2 separate regions of the Homo sapiens genome follow, and region 2 is linked to region 1. A link is a loop called in an ENCODE intact Hi-C map of the cell type or tissue named here. Cell type or tissue: GM12878. All regions are shown on one strand. Links, peaks and the distances in the headings refer to the core of each region. The heading gives the core; the rest is flanking DNA.

Region 1 (8,345 bases), core at 338-8,337:
CTTTTGCCTAGCAAATCTCCATTTCTTGACTTACCACCAAGACTCTTCCATATGTGTCCTCAATCGTGCCAGTCAGCCTCATTTCCCACCACCGATTTTCATACCCCATTTCCATCAAACCATTCTCACTCTAGTTTCTGTACATTTTCTCCCTGTTTCCTTAACTAGGAATACCATTCATCATATACTGCAGTTGCCATTTTTTTCTGCAAAGCATTCCCTCAGCCTTCTCTTTGACTCTTCAAGGGAACTTATTTGAAACCCTTTTATGATAACAATCACTTTCTGCCTTAGATTATGCTCATCTATGCACATATCTTATTTTTTCTAATAGACCCTGAGTCCTCAAAAACTAGGATTTGTATTATTTTTAACCCTCCAGAGGCCTAGTCCTTTATTTGACCTAATTTGTAATTCAGTAAAAGGAAATGAATAAATTAAGGACAGTCTGGTTTTAATTATTATATAAAAATAGGTCCAACAAAAACATCACTCTAGAGTCCATAGAAGTGGATGATCAGGACTTAAAAGCAGATCGCACACTGTTCTAGCTGGGAAAATATGCTGGAATAGTGAAACTACTATTTAAATGGAAAGTGTCTAATGGTTTTTGCCATGGAAGTTTGCATATTTATGTTAACTGCAAAGATAAAGAGAATACGAGCACATATGTGGTGGTGAATTGCTAGATTAAGAAATACAGAGACCATCCTTCAAGAAAACCATGAGGCTGGTGGGGGCTGATGAGACTCTTGACACTTTGTGAAAAACTTCCAAATAATGCAGTGTAGGCTGCAAGCACTGACATACAACTGATGTCTGATTCAGAAACAACAACTAATAATAAGATCTAAGAGTTAATGATTACTCTCTATGTGCTCAGAAACTTCTATGATTTATGCATGTCTAATTAGTACCTAATTTTCACCTTAAAATAATCCTATGAGTTGGATAAAATCTGAAACATAGAGAATCTCACTAACTTTCCCAAGATTGGTGGTCTTTCTATTTAATGTACCAATACTCTAAGTTGAATCCTTTCTTCATATTAGATTGAGAGAAATTTCCTTTTTCCCTTTGGAACTTAAGAAAGAGAATTATCACTGTCTAGTCCAGTGGTCCTCAAGTTGTAATTAATGGCCCCATAGAAAGGAGAAAAGGATTCTGAAACTCAAAGACACTGTATTATTGGACAGACCTAAGCACTGACGTAAACATCTCTATTTGTATTTTCTTTATTTTCCTTATAATTTGAACTTCTGACTGAGAGTTTATTGAAAGAAAATATCCTCCCACCTTAAAAAACTATTTCATTAGTTTCATCAAAACTATTTCATTATCTATTAGTAGATGCCTTACCTTTGTAAAGCTCCATTTGAAAAGCTATGTGCTGATAAACTGCTTATAATAGAGCCAAGAACACAAAACATGCTCTGTAAAGGTTAACTATAGATACAATTATCATCATCGTCTTCATTATTTCATTTGCTATGTCTCTCAGAATTCTTATTTGCATCCCCTGTGAGCTTAATATGACCATCTTCATGTAACAAATGTGAAAGCATAGCATTAAGGTGTTAATGATTTATTTATAAGGTCACAAAGCCAATAAGTAAAGGGATTAAACTTTCCATTGCTCTTAGGGTCAACATCAAGTTCTCAACAAGATGCACATGACCTCGTGCTGTCTGACTGTTCTCCATACCTTCAGCCTCAACTCACCCCGCTCTCTAGTATTCACTCCCCCACACCATCTGCACTCTGGTAATGGTGGGGAAAGTGCCTGCATGGCCATCTTTGAAGTTCCTCAGGTGTGCTCCTCTCCTCCCACCATAGCACCAACCACACACTTGTCCCTCCTCCTGTAACTGTTCCACAATCCACTCCTTTTCTCCTTGACCCAAGTCAAGTTGAATGACATCATACTTGACTCCAGTCCAAGCCAGGTCCCCTTCTTACACAGTCTCATAAAACTGGATACTTCTCCTTCCTAGTGCTTGTCTCAGTGTGTAATTACATGCTTATTATGTATGACTATTTGACTGATGTCTGAATTTTCCAATAGTTGATTATCTTCATGAAGACAGTGCTCATTATATCTCCAGATTCTTGGTACACATAGGCAGTAGAAATAATTGCTGAGCAAATATGTAAAGCCCATTGTTTTTCTCACATAGTTCTTTCTTCCCCACAACATTCCTACAATCTAAGGAAGGTTTCAGTTTCTACTTAAAGAGAAAAACTGGAGTTGGCCACTTAGCTTATTAGTATTTTCTCGAAGCTACCATTAGAAAAGGGTTCATCTTGTAAAATTCTTTGAGCTAGGAAGAGGGATGATCTAGGATGTTATCAGCAAACACAAGACCTGAGACTAAAACTGAGCTGTAGACACCTGAATAAGCCCTGCCTGACCTCTTCTGTCTGCATGCTAATATTCACAGATCTGCTGAGGCATTTCTGTGCTTCTCTGCCTGCCTTGATGAGGCTTTCGCTGGGAAAAAAGCCAGCCTCTGCAGCCTTCGGAGCTCCATGTGGTGAACACCAGTTGTCACCATGGGTGACACTAGCCTCAGTTTCTTCTAATCTGTCTGGAGCCCACATTGGCCTCATGGGCTTGAAGGCATCGGCCTCAATGATGGTTTCTCACTGTAGGATGATGGTGAGCGGGCACCACAGGAACCTACACCTGCCTCATTTGTCCCTGCTGGAACTTGCTGCCTTTGTCCCACACCCTGCAGGGCAGCTGAAGCTAGGTGGCCTGTTTCCTACAACAGCACGAGAGGACAGTCCCTGTGCTTGTAGCTTCTGGGGACTCCTCACCCTTGATCACTCCCAGCTCACAATCTCTCAGTGGTCCCTCCATTCCTCTGCCTGCTTTTGCTCACATTTAGACACAATTGTTCTAGAGGAGAATGAGCTCCATCAATCCAAACTACAGACTCAGAATTAGGAGCTTTACAGTTCAGCTCCTCCAGGTGCTTTAACATTTTCTTGGTAGAAAACGATGCCTTTGGCTTGTTTTAAAACCACATTTGCTTCCTTTGCTCAGGTCTCCTTAAGCACCAGGAAATGAAGACAGAAGGGCAGATATAGATACTTATTTTTGAGATTTAGTTCCAGGATTATTATTTCATCTGGGGCTTTCAACAAACTTGCAAGGCAGGCATTTTAATCTCCATTTTATAGATGAAGGAGCAGAAGAATTTCAAGCTATTACAAGTGACGTTTACAAAGGATGTCAGAGACGTAAAGGTTGAAAGACAACAACCTGGCCCACAAATTCTCTCAAATCAACAGAAGCAACAACAATAATAATACAAAGACTTTTTAAAGCCTACCTTTGATATTTGGAAAAATAATCCTTTTTCAAGAACAATATTACAGATTTACCTTCTATATGATGGTTGGTAGCACACATACATATTTTCCCATTTTAACCTTACTCCAACTCTCTGAGACAGAGTTAGAATGTGTAATTGTTTACTACATGTATCTAAGGAAACTGAGGCTTAGAGGAGTTATAGGCAAATACAAGGTCACAAATGTGGCAGTAGAGCTTGATCGTAAACCAGTTCTGCATGGCTTTGTCACAGAAGCTCAACAGGGTAGAGGAGGGAGGAGACAGTGCACCATATGCTTGTCTTGGAGAGGTGGAGTGGGCAACGATCCTTCGAACCAGCTTTTTGTGGAGCCACATATAGCCTGGGAGGTAGTTTTGTTCTAGCTTGACCCTAATGTCATGCCAGATTCTGGGGGGGTAATTCTTATAACTACTTACAAGTCAGCCTGCCTTTTGTTTTTGGTCTAGAGAAATTGGTATAGCATGGGGAGGATGGAGAGAGAGAGAAGGCATGGTAGTTTCCACTTTTGTCCTATACTTCTGATGTTAAACATGAACCTGGATGTTGGAATAAAAAGACTGGTGCCCAGCTCTAGCACTCCAACTAATTACCTGTGTCACCTTGGGCATGCAGCCTCCCTACATCTGTAAAAAGTGAATAAAAGTTCTCACTCACAACTCAAAGTCTGCATTGGAAATTTTGGATGAAGTGAGGGCAAGTCAGCTCTCTTCTCTGGGCCTCAATTTCCCTAAATTTCTCCCCAAAATGGTAAGGCAGACTAGATGATCTCACCCAAGTACCATGCCAGGTGTTTCACACATAGTTACTCATGTCGTTTGCTCAACAAATCTGCACATTCTGTATTATTATCCTCAATTTACAAACAAAGCAATTGAATTCCAGAGTAGTTAAGAAATCTGATCAAAATAGCAAGGCTCAGATGGAGAGCAAAGATTAAAACCCAGGACTAGGAACCCGCTATGTTATCAGACCCACACTTTCAGTTGATAGATTCTCTTCTCTTAGTTGTACAAGGGAGTAGCAATGGTGTTAAAACCAGGCATGGGAGGAGAGACTGTATTAGTGACTACTGATTAAGAAAGAAAAAGAAGAGAGGTCCAAGGAAGCATACTTGCTTCCATTGATGGGACAGTCAGGGCAAGCTGGGAGGGATGGTCATGCTCTTTAGGAGCGATGTCAACCCTGGCCACCTCCCCACTCACCTCCGGTCACTCTGCCACATTAGGTCTCACTTAATCAGGGAAAAATTCTTAGTCCTCTCCATCCCCAAGAGTCAGTTATGTACTCTCCTTCTGTGTTCTCATAGCAGCTTATGCTTATACTTATCACACTATTAAGTGCACTCTTTTTTAATGATCCATTTATTTCTCTTGACTTTTCCCCAAGCTTCAAATGCAGCGAGTGGATTTAATTCATAGTTACAAGTCCAGTGCATGAAATAGCATCTACAGCAACCCATTCCTGGAATAAATGAATGAACATGGAAATTGAGCACGTATTTGCTGCACACTATCAAGATCTTACAGCTCATTCTGTACCTAGATTATGTGTGAAGTCAGTGTTCAGCAGATCAAGATATCTCATAATTTCAGGATCCTAAAAGCTGTGGGAACCACATGAGTTCTTTTCACACAATGACTCATGTTAACCCCAAGTTTCATTTTGAATTCAAAGATTCAAAGCAGAAAACATGCTTCTTGGTTAACTCAAATTTCAACTAGGCCTCAACTGCATATATTTGCATCATTTCCCCCAACTCTTTAGCTCTTCCTTGGTTCAAGACCCTCTTTCTCAACCTTTCCATTTACAGTGCATTTCATAAAAGCATGGTGGTTGTGTAGATAATAAATTGACTCCCCGTTACTTCCCAAAAGCTCTGATATGGAAATCATATGGGTGACTAACTTTCTTCTCCTATATTTAAGATTTTTCTGAATCTACTTGTAAATATTATTGGTCTCTGATCCAAACGATCCATTTGGTACTACAGTAGCTTTTAAGGGGTTTACCCTGGAAATAAGACCCATGACATGACAGACAGCCAAAGCAGCCAACAATGTATTCAGTAATAAACAGTAGGAGTTGACTTTCCAATGTTTCTTTCTTTTTTTTTAAGCCATTTGCAGTTAATATATTTTCTGCAAAACAACTGCAATATAATAATGACTGTCCTTTATTCATTCGACAAACATCTACTGAGTGTCAAACATGCATTAGGTATTGTTATAAAAATTAAAGGTAAAAACAAACGTGAGACTCAGGCTCTGGCCTTGGGGCATCCACTAGAGGAAAGAGGCTTAAACAAAAACAAAAACAAAAAACTACATTAAAATGAGATGAGCACAGTTGTCTCAGAAAATCAATATATACATCTATTAATATAATCTAGAAACCTATTTACTTGTATATAATTATTGCATAAACTGATGATCCTGGAACATTCTGACTAAAGGAAAACTTTGCTTATGAGCATTCAAATTAAATTATTTCAATCATTTTGTTTTAACCCATCAGGACTTTATTGTTGTTGCTGTTAGTTTATTATACAAAAGGAAAAATAAGGCAACAAAAAATTGACCTACGATCCCACCTGTGGATTGCATTCTATTTTTTTTAATTCTTTTTTTTCTTTTTTTTATTATTATACTTTAAGTTCTGGGGTACATGTGCAGAACGTGCAGGTTTGTTACATAGGTATACATATGCCATGGTGGTTTGCTGCACCCATCGGCCTGTCATCTACATTAGGTATTTCTCCTAATGCTATTCTTCCCCTAGCTCCCCACCCCCAACAGGCCCCGATGTGTGATATTACCCTCCCTGTGTCCATGTGTTCTCATTGTTCGACTCCCACTTACGAGTGAGAACATGCGGTGTTTGGTTTTCCGTTCTTGTATTAGTTTGCTAAGAATGATGGTTTCCACCTTTATCCATGTCCCTGCAAAGGACATGAACTCATCTTTTTTATGGATGCATAGTATTCCATGGTATATATGTGCCACATTTTCTTTATCCAGTCTATCATTGATAGGCATTTGGGTTGGTTGCAAGTCTTTGCTATTGTAAATAGTGCCACAATAAACATACGTGTGCATGTCTTTATAGTAGAATGATTTGTAATCCTTTGGGTATAACCCAATAACGGGATTTCTGGGTCAAATGGTTATTTCTAGTTCTAGATTCTTGAGGAATCGCCGCACTGTCTTCCACAAAGGTTGAACTAATTTATACTCCCACCAACAGTGTAAAAGAGAACCAGCAAATTAAGAATGCAATCCAACACTGTTGGTGGGATTGCATTCTTTGTTTGCTGGTTCTCATTTAAGATCTAGCGATCTGTGCCAGAGGAGAGTTGCTCTAATGGCTGGGCAGTGCTTATAGCTCTTTTACTTTTAGAAGGAAACAAGAGACAAAGAAAGCTGGGGAATTCTATAGAAAGTTCTACTTCTAGTTTCAATCCTAATTCTCTCTCCAAACCAAATTGAGAATCAGAAAAATTTACAGGAAAATGGTACCTGAGAGATTATTTCTTCCAATCTCTTCTTGTACTGATGAAGGACTCTAATGCTCAGAGAGAGGCAATATTATGGCCCAGATGAGACAGTGATGCTGGTGGGGGAAGCCCCATATGGAGAGGGGCAAACTCACGTCTTTTCTCATGGTTGTTTTTGTTGTTGTTGTTTTGTTTTGTTTTGTTTTGTTTTGTTGAGACAGGGTCTTGTTCTGTCACTCAGGCTGGAGTGCAGTGGCATGATCATAGCTCACTGCAGCTTCAACCTCCCAGGCTCAATTGATCCTCCCACCTCAGGCTTAGAAGTTGGCTGGGATTTCAGGTGCATGCCACCATGCCAGCTAATTTTTGCATTTTTTGGAGAGATGAGGTTTTGCCGTGTTTCCCAGGCTGTTCTCATGTCTTTTGTCCAAAGAAGAAAAACAAAAATGATAGAGACAATTTAGATGTGATGGGTATATACTTCTGATTGGGTCATAGAAAAATATTTTGGGTGTTTTATTTGAAAGCTGAAAAATAATGGATGAAGTTGCCTAGATCATGAAGAAAATGGGTTAAGCAAATTTGAACTTACTCCCTTCTATTTTTAAATCTCTCAAAAAGAGCACACTACGGAGCACTAGATCTAGATACTAAACTGTATACCAGTCATTTCTACCTGCAGATTTCACAGTCATATCCATCATATCCCAATCTTAGTCATTATCTCCATCTCACATTGCCATGAGACCACATCTCTTCTCAGGGAATGGAACCACTACCTGTCCAATGACCAAGCCAGAAATCTTGAATTCATCTTGGTCTCTTTCTCCAGCATCTTTCATATCAATCTAGTTTGAAGGGCAGTCTACTTTCCAAGTGAGAATTATATCATACAGAGAATTGGAATCAGAAGAAGAACGCATAACTATATTGCTCATATCCCAGAACAGAATGCCTTTCTACAATTTTATGTTGCCTTTTTCTTTTGACTTATTCCACTCATAACAACCATTCCCATCAAGCAATGGGATCTAACCCAGGTCCATGGCAGTTTTCAGAGAACACTAAAGCTACAAAAACAAAACACAGACATGCACAAGGAAATGGGCACCATGATGACAGCCAGCCAAAGCGGCAAACGATGTATTAAATACTGTGAAGTATTCAGACACTAAAATGCATAGGAGGAGTATAAGTGTTTACATATATGCTAGAATAAAACAGGGAATCTCTTAGGATTAAGAGATTATAAAAAAAATGACCAGGCATATTTGAAAAACAACTAAATAATTTTTCTAGAAATCAACACTGAAACATTCAAAGTGAGTTGACCACTGGATATAAATAAGCTGAAGGTTGAATATTTATGATGCAGCACAGCAAAACAAACTACTGTAAACTATCAAATAAATACTGAGAGACAGAGAATGAGGGAGATGCAACATAAAGAAAATCAGAGTTTGGGGAGGTTTGCATTGAAAAAGGGGACG
Region 2 (8,345 bases), core at 186-8,185, 350 kb after region 1:
ATCTAAGAAAGCTTTGCCTATCCCAAGATCACCAAGAATTTCTCCTATGTTTTTCTCTAGAAGTTTTATGGTTTTAGGCTTTGCATTTAGGTCTATGGCCCATTTTAGATTAACTTTTGTGTACAGTAAAGGTTGAAATGAAGTTCATTGTTGTGCATATGTATTGTAAATTGTTCTAATTGACAATTAGAACATTTCTTATTGAATTGTCTTCGCATCTTCGTCAAAAATCAATTCACCATTTATGTGTGGGTTTGTTACTAGACTCTTTTTCTATTCTATTGATCTATATGTTTACCTTTATGCCAATACCACACTCTCTGGATTATTGTAGCTTTATGTTAAGACTTAAAATCAACTCATATAAGTCTTCCAATTGTCTTCTACTTTTTAAAAATTGTTCTGTGCTATTCTAGGTTCACTGTGCTGGGGAAAGTGAATGACTCCTGACTGTGTTCGCCCTGGTGATCTTTCCCTTTTTGGGTCAGATGGTTCTCTTCAGTTTAATGATCTTCCATCTGCTGACCAGCCTGCTAAGCTCTGAAGAAGAAATTTCAACTAACATCAGACCAATTCTCATCTGCCACTCTCCCCCAGTGCAGCAGGGCCTGCAATGACATGTACCATTTCACCAAGCCTTGCCTGTGGCCCACCAGCAGCATCCATGCAGGGCAAAGCTTGATTCAGAAGAATAAAGCTCATGGATGAAACTGGGGGGACATTATATTAGAAGAAAATAAGCCAGGAACACAAAGTCAAACACCGCGTGTTCTGACTCATATGTGGAAACTTTAAGTTGATGTTGGCCAAGCATGGTGGCTCACGCCTATAATCCCAGCACTTTCGGAGGCTGAGGCGGGTGGATCACCTGAGGTCAGGAGTTTGAGATGAGCCTGGCCAACATGGTGAAAACCGCTCTGTACTAAAAATACAAAAATTAGCCAGGCATGGTGGCAGATGCCTGCAATCCCAGCTACTTGGGAGTCTAAGGAAGGAGAATCACTTGAACCCAGAAGGCGGAGGTTGCAGTGAGCCAAGATTACTCCATTGCCCTCCAGCCAGGGCGACAAGAGCGAAACTTCGGGAAAAAAAAAAAGAAGAAGAAGAAGAAAGAAAAAAAAGTTTATGTCATAGAGGCAAATAGTAAAACAGGATATGAAAGGCTGAAAAGGGTGGAGGAGGGAGAGGATAGGACAAGATTTGTTAAAAGACACAAAATTACAGCTAGATAGGAGGAATAAGTTCTAGTGTTCTGTACCACAGCAGGATGAGCATAGTTAATAATATATTAAATAGTTTAAATAGCCAGGAGGATATTGAGTATTGAAGGAGGATATGGAATGAACAAAGAAATGACAAATTCTTTAAATGATGAATATACTAATGACCCAGATCTGATCACTATACACTATATATGTATCACAATATCACTATGTACCCCATGAATATGTACAATTATTATGTGTTAATTTTAAAAATTAAATGTAATTTAAGTATATATAGTATATATATAAAACAAACTTGGAAACTCCAGATGGGTATGAATCTCAATCTCTTTCTAGCTGCATGGTCTTGGGCAGTCCATGTAACCTCTCCGAGCTTCTATTTCCTCATCTATATAATGTCCATAATAATACCTGATATGGTTTGACTGTGTCCCCACTCAAATTTCATCTTGAATTGTAGTTCCCATAATCCCCATGTGTGGTGGGAGGGACCTAGTGGGAGGTCATCGAATCATGGGGGTGGTTTCTCCCATGTGATTCTCATGATAGTAAGCTCTCATGAGATCTGATGGTTTTAGAAGGGGCTTCCTCCTTCTCTCAGCTCTCATTCTTCTCTCCTGCCATCTTGTGAAGAAGGACATATTTGCTTCCTTTTCCACCAAAATTGTAAGTTTCCTGAGGCCTCCCGGGCCCTGTGGACCTGAGTCAATTAATCCTCTTTCCTTTATAAATTACCCAGTCTCGGGTATATCCTTACAGCAGCATGAGAACAGACTAATACCTACCCTAGTTATCCCACAAAATCATTGAGTAGGTGTCATATGAGTATTGGTTATCATGATTGTCATAATGAGACAATTTGGCGAGATGAGGAAATGAAAAATATTAGGAAAACCAATCATTGCAATGGGGAAATAAAAACAAAACCAAATGTATGAGTTTCTCCCTACCTCATCTGCTGTTCTGGCCTTTTCAACAATTCGAAGGACCTACCTGCTAAAGCCCATCTTGGTTTCCTGATGGAAGTGATGCTGTGAGAGATCCACAGAATGTCATAGATAAGAATACTGCTAACTAATGGGGAAATGCCAGCAGACCATGCACTCTCCCCTAAGCAGTCCCAGAAACACAGAATTTCCTGAACCCAAGCCTTCCTCCATCCACCCAGGAAGGTGAGGGGTTTGGGGACACCATTCCTAATAAAAGCCTTATCTGTGTGCCTGACGCTAGGCTAAGATTTTCACATACATTTCCTTATTTAGTCTGTACAATTGCTCTGCAACATAGATATAATTCTCTAATATAATAGTTAAGAAATGTGAAGCCCTTTAGAAGTTAAGAAAGTTGCCTAAAAGCTCACAGTTAGAGTCAAAGCTGAGATTCAGATCTTGCTTTGAGTCAAAGTTAGTGTACTCCCATTTCCACATCATCTCCCAAGTCAAACCCGAACAAGCCACGACCAAAGGATTCCATGCTCTGCAATAAGCATTTATAATTTCACCTTCAATTCTTCCATTTATAGGGGAAAGCTTGCATGTAATTAATTTAAGGATGATTTCTCCATAAATTATACTTCAATCTAGTTCTATATTTAAATAATTAAGTTTGAAACAGAAAGACTAATGAAACTAATGGTTACCAAATTACTCGATTTTGAAAATCATTGATTTTCTCATTTGCCTGCTAAAATTAATCAATCTCATTTACATATACAGATTGCATTTGCTTTAGCTTTGAGATATTTGTTTTCCAAGTTTTTCCACCAGTTTCAAAATCCACTTTAAAAAAAACTCAGTTCTATTTCAATTATGCTTATTTGCATGGAAACCAAAGCCTTACTGCTCTAATTAATAATATTATGATTGTTCCTTTTATTTGAATACAATGTCCTTGTAACTTAAAGAATAAAGATTCAACCCAGCCAAGCAACTTTAAAAATACATATGGAAATGATCAGTATAATACAATTTCTTTTGGTAATAAGATAAATAAAAGCAAATTCTCCTGTTACAAAACACACAAAAAAATCCACTTTACAAAATACCTTTTTAGCAATTTCTACAAAACAATACTCTAAGATCTTATGACCATGTCATACTAAATGTCTATATATATGATGAGAAGGTATTTCCTGGAATGACTAGTGGGTGGGATAAGCCTAAAAGGATTTCCAAGAAATACAGAAACATAAGGATCCAATAATTTGAAAAAGGATTAAAAATATTCTAAGACTTTCAAAGTGCAAATTACCACGTACAAATTTGGTGGTTATAATAAGCCTTTTCTTTGCAATAAAATGAAAATTTAATAGAAAACGTATAGGAAGTGCAACTATTGAGTTGTGAAACTTTTGTTTCAGTTTTACTTTTCATATGCGGGCATGTAAATATGAGTGTACAGGCTGGGTACGATGGCTCAAACCTGTAATCCCAGCATTTGAGGAGGCCAACGCAGGTGGATCACTTGAGCCCAGTAGTTCAAGACCAGCCTGGGCAACATGATGAAACCCCATCTCTACAAAAAGTACAAAAATGAGCTGGGCATAGTGGCATATACTTGTAGTCCCAGCTACTCAGGAGGCTCAGGTGGGAGGATTGCTTGAGCCTGGGAAGCAGAGGTTGAAGTGAGCTGAGATCATGCCATTGCACTCCAGCCTGGGTGACAGACCAAGACCTTCTCTTAAAAAAAAAAAAAAAGAGGTTATAAGAGTGTGTGTGTGTCCTGAGTCATGAGTCATGGTCATGAAAGAAAATGTATTTGTTACTGTGGACTAAGGTCAAAAGTTTAAAAACCACTAACCCAATTGATCCATTGACCAGATGGAGTTTTGAAGGACTGATATTTTAGAGACTTCTGAAAATAATAATAGACTTTGTCATCAGACAGCTGGGTTCAACTCTCAACAAGTAACTCAATCTACCTAAATCTTGGTGTCACATTTGTAAAATGAAAATAATAGTAACACCTCACAAGTTTGTTTTGACATTAAAAAAAGATAATGTATGTGAGGTGTTTAGCACAGTGCCTGGCATATGATAATCAACAAATCTTGGCTATCATTTTCTAGAACTGCTGGAGAGCTTCTTTGTCTCTGATTAAAACATACCCCCTTCAAGGTGTATTCATTTCCTCTGAGTGACATCTGTCACCTCTTTAATGAGTTTTTTACCTTTTGTCCATGTTCAGTTGCTCCTCCAGACAGCCAAGGACCAGAGGCAGAATTCAGTGACCAACACTAAACATGAGAAAGAGCAGCCTCTCAGCAGTCCATGTGCATACTGATCCCCTGCTTAGCTTCAGACTCCATGTCAGTCGAGGTGAAGAAATAAAAAGGAGGTGAAACTGGCCCAATTGTCCCATAGAATTGATGTATGGTTTCTTTTGAATAAACACAGAAATTGAACCTTCCAGTCTTAAAACTTCAGAAGTTTACTTTTGTTTTATCGGAGTTCCTTTTTCAGGAAATCAACCATCAGTCCTGCCAAATAGTATCAAGGAACTGAAACTCACTAGATCACAGTATCTGGACAATGAGATGCCAGACCCCTCACCTGTCATAACTGCCTAATCAACCACCCACTGCCTGTTGACCAGCTCCTCTTCCTTACCTCTCACACACGGTTACATTTCTTTCTCCACTATATAAACCCCTAATTTTAGTTGTTGGGGAGACACATTTGAGACCGATTTCCCATCTCCTTGGCTGAAACACCCGATTAAAACTTTCTTCCCTGGTAATACTCATTGCCTCAGTGATTGACTTTCTGTGTAGTGAGCAACAGGACCTACACTGAACCCCTCGTGTTTCAGTAACAAAGGGTCACACATCCCTGTACCTCCATCTTATGCTACTTTTTTTTTTTTTTTTTGAGACGGTGTCTTACTCTGTCGCCCAGGCTACAGTGCAGTGGTGCAACCCTGGCTCACTGCAACCTCTGCCTCCTGGGTTCAAGCGATTCTTATGCCTCAGCCACTACAGTAGCTAGGATTATAGGTGTGCACCACCACACCTGGCCAACTTTCATATTTTTAGTAGAGACGGGGTTTCACCATGTTGGCCAGGCTGGTCTCGAACTCCTGACCTCAAGTGATCCTCCCGCCTCAGCCTCCCAAAGTGCTGGGATTATAGGCCTGAGCCACCGCACCTGGCCTATGCCACTTTCAAATAAAAATGCTAACATAACTAGGGAGATTCTGGGCCATCTTGGAATTCTTCATGACTCCTGGATCCTTTGTTTCTGTCACACTTGTCGTCTTCCGTATGGTTTACTTAGGCATAGAATGGGGAAAAGGAGATTCTAGAGAAGAAAAAAAATGCTAAGTTTAAATACTGATGAATCCTGGAATAATGAGGTTTAGGGTGGCTCAAACATGAAAAAATATATATAGGGATATGCAAGATATTCCACTGAAAATACCATATAGAGAAACATAAAGCAAGCTAAGGGTTCTGAGCTTTATAGTGTAATAAAAAACACAGGCAACAATTGCTGAGTCCTTCCTCACCACACATGATGCCCGGTGCCTTACACATATGAACTCAATTGACACTCACAACATCTATGGGGTAGGTTTTCTGGTAATCCTCAATTTTTGCATGAGATTTTTCAAGAAGCTCTTATTAAATGGTGAAGCTAGGATTCACAACTCCTGGCTATCTGACTCTGGGGTCGATACTCTTCAGGTTCTAGTGTCTTCCATGGGTCAGAGGGGGCCACCGGAAGCTTTTTTATTTATTTATTTTATTTTTTGAGACGGAGTCTTGCTCTGTCACCCAGGCTGGAGTGCAGTGGTGTGATCTCGGCTCATCGCAAACTCTGCCTCCTGGATTCATGCCATTCTCCTGCCTCACCCTCCCATGTAGCTGGGACTACAGGCGCCCGCCACCACGCCTGGCTAATTTTTTGTATTTTTAGTAGAGACGAGGTTTCACTGTGTTAGCCAGGATGGTCTCGATCTCCTGACCTCGTGATCCACCCACCTCAGCCTCCCAAAGTGCTGGGATTACAGGCATGAGCCACTGCACCCGGCCAAGCTTCTTATTTTTTTATTTTTGAGATGGAGTCTTGCTCCATTACCCAGGCTGGAGTGCAGTGGCGTGATGCTGGCTCACTGCAACTACCAGAGGCTTTTTAAACAGAAGACTGCATGCAAAGGCCAGCATTTTCTCTGTTCTTTCTGTGCACTCTGCAGAGTAGACCAAAGCCAGGAAAACTAGAGTCAGGAAAACTAGAGTCAGGGAGCCCCCTCCAGAGGCTGCTCTCTAATGCAATAGTCCAGGTAGAAGATCAGAGCAGGCATTGACACTGGGGATGGAGGGGAGAGGTTCCGATTTTAGACAAATTTGAGAGATCAGATCAATACAAATAGGTGATTGTTTAAATGTGAGGCCTGAAGTGACCAGCATGGGATCCAGGAGGGCTCTTGGGGCTTCAACTTGGGTAACCATGCGGGTGAAAGAGAGATCACCTGAAATCCTAAGTGCGGCAGGAGCAGGTCTGGGAGGCAGGATGAAGAGTTCAGTTAGGGCATGTTCACCAAGGTTTGCATGGAACAGCCAGGGAAGACAAAGTAGATGCGTACACAAAGAGGCAACAGAGTTTAAGAGCAGCGCTCTGGAGCCAGACTGCCCAGCTATGAATCTTCATTCTGACACTTAAAAGCTATGTGACGGAGGGTAAGTCAGTTAATATATGTAAAACACTGCCTGACACATAGAAAAAGCTCGGGAAGCATTAGCTATTAGAATGATTTCATAACCAGATGTCAGAACAGTAGGCACAGGCAGAAAGCATCCCCCAGCTCACTGCTTTCTCCCTTATATCCATCCTGGCTTTACCATATTTTAGGAACCAATTTGAGACCACATAAGGAATAACAGAGATGCCAAAAGGAATGAGAAAAGAACCCACCTGACATGGGTTCCTTCCCATTTGTTCCTAAGTTCTGCCCCCATCCCAGTGAGACCAAAGTTGCAGATGGCCTCTAACTTCATTCTTTGTTCTTTGCATATTCTGTTGAGTAATTGTCTTCGACTTGAATTTGGAACAGACTCCTTTAAGGGACTGTCATGAATAATGCAAAGTTAGAGACAGGTCCACATATGCTTGTGTTTTTCCACAATGTCAGGCTTTTATTAATGCTATTTCAATCACAAAAACCACGAGCTACATGGTCTTCCCAAGAAGGCAATTCTCCTTAGTACTTCCTGTTCACTCAGGAGTCACAGCTACAAATATTGCAAAACACATATAATAGTAAAGTTAATATATAAATGATACAGATTAAACTTTCCACATAACAAACAAGGTAACATTTAGCGTCAAGAGAAAAAGAGATAGGACAAAAGGCTAACGAGCCAGTCCCGGGGAAGCAAAGACGTCAAAAGGAATCCCGGGTCTGGGCCGGGCGATCAGTCTTGGCAGAAAGAGTCCTTGGCGGTAGATGCCGAGTTCTTATCAGGAGTGACTGCAAGACAGCTGTCAGTTGACGGCCGTTTCGAGATGCTGAAGGCCCACTCTTTTATGGTCAGAGTCCTCTGGTGAGAACTGATAGTGGAAGAGTGTGCTTGTTTGTGTCCGTATCTGGTTGGATGTAGTCTTTATTATTTTATTTGTTTATTAAGCAAAACATCTTATCCTTGTTGGCAAAGTGCCCTATGAAATATAACATGGAGACTTTCTCTAAGATGAGTTAGTTATGTCAAGGGTGCTCTATACAGCCACCTAAATGGCATTACCTTTCAGATGTGAATCTGTCAGTCCTGCCTCCATCAGCTGGAAAACAATACACCCATAAGCTCCCACGAGGACTCAATGAATGCATGGCCTCCGTGGGAAAGGGGCCAAAGAGGAGAATTAACGTCTAAGAATTTACACTGCAAAGGGTACTTTATACCTTGTCTCATTCATTCCTCACAGTAGGCCTGTAAAGCAGTACGGTAAGGAAACTGAGGCTCAGGGAGATTAAGTAACTTTTCCAAGTCATGAAGCTGGTGAGTGTCCGAGAGGGGCTCTATCCCAGGTCATCTGACCCCAAAGCTAGTCTCTTGCTTTCCATCACTCCTAACAGCCACCATTACATGATTAGTCATTAAGGGCCAGGCCAGACCCAGGGAGC

Evidence for each region. Peaks named below come from ENCODE experiments on the same cell type or tissue, not always from the same donor. Only the 100,000 strongest peaks of a DNase experiment are listed, where the experiment ranks them.
Region 2: a loop joins it to region 1, with 2.3 times the contacts of the local background. A loop is called at or near these places in 2 of 110 quality-filtered maps.

The regions. Positions count from the first base shown.
Region 1 is chr2:12,290,730-12,299,074 of GRCh38, reverse strand. All of the region lies in intron 3 of MIR3681HG (MIR3681 host gene), which reads right to left. Among named protein-coding and RNA genes, the nearest start is that of MIR3681, 96 kb to the right of the region's middle. In GM12878, for the core only: no CTCF peak of the experiment used is centred there; a DNase peak (open chromatin) is centred at 4,984; H3K27ac peaks cover 395 bases.
Region 2 is chr2:11,940,926-11,949,270 of GRCh38, reverse strand. No RefSeq gene overlaps it. Among named protein-coding and RNA genes, the nearest start is that of MIR3681HG, 62 kb to the left of the region's middle. In GM12878, for the core only: no CTCF peak of the experiment used is centred there; a DNase peak (open chromatin) is centred at 3,620; H3K27ac peaks cover 1,105 bases.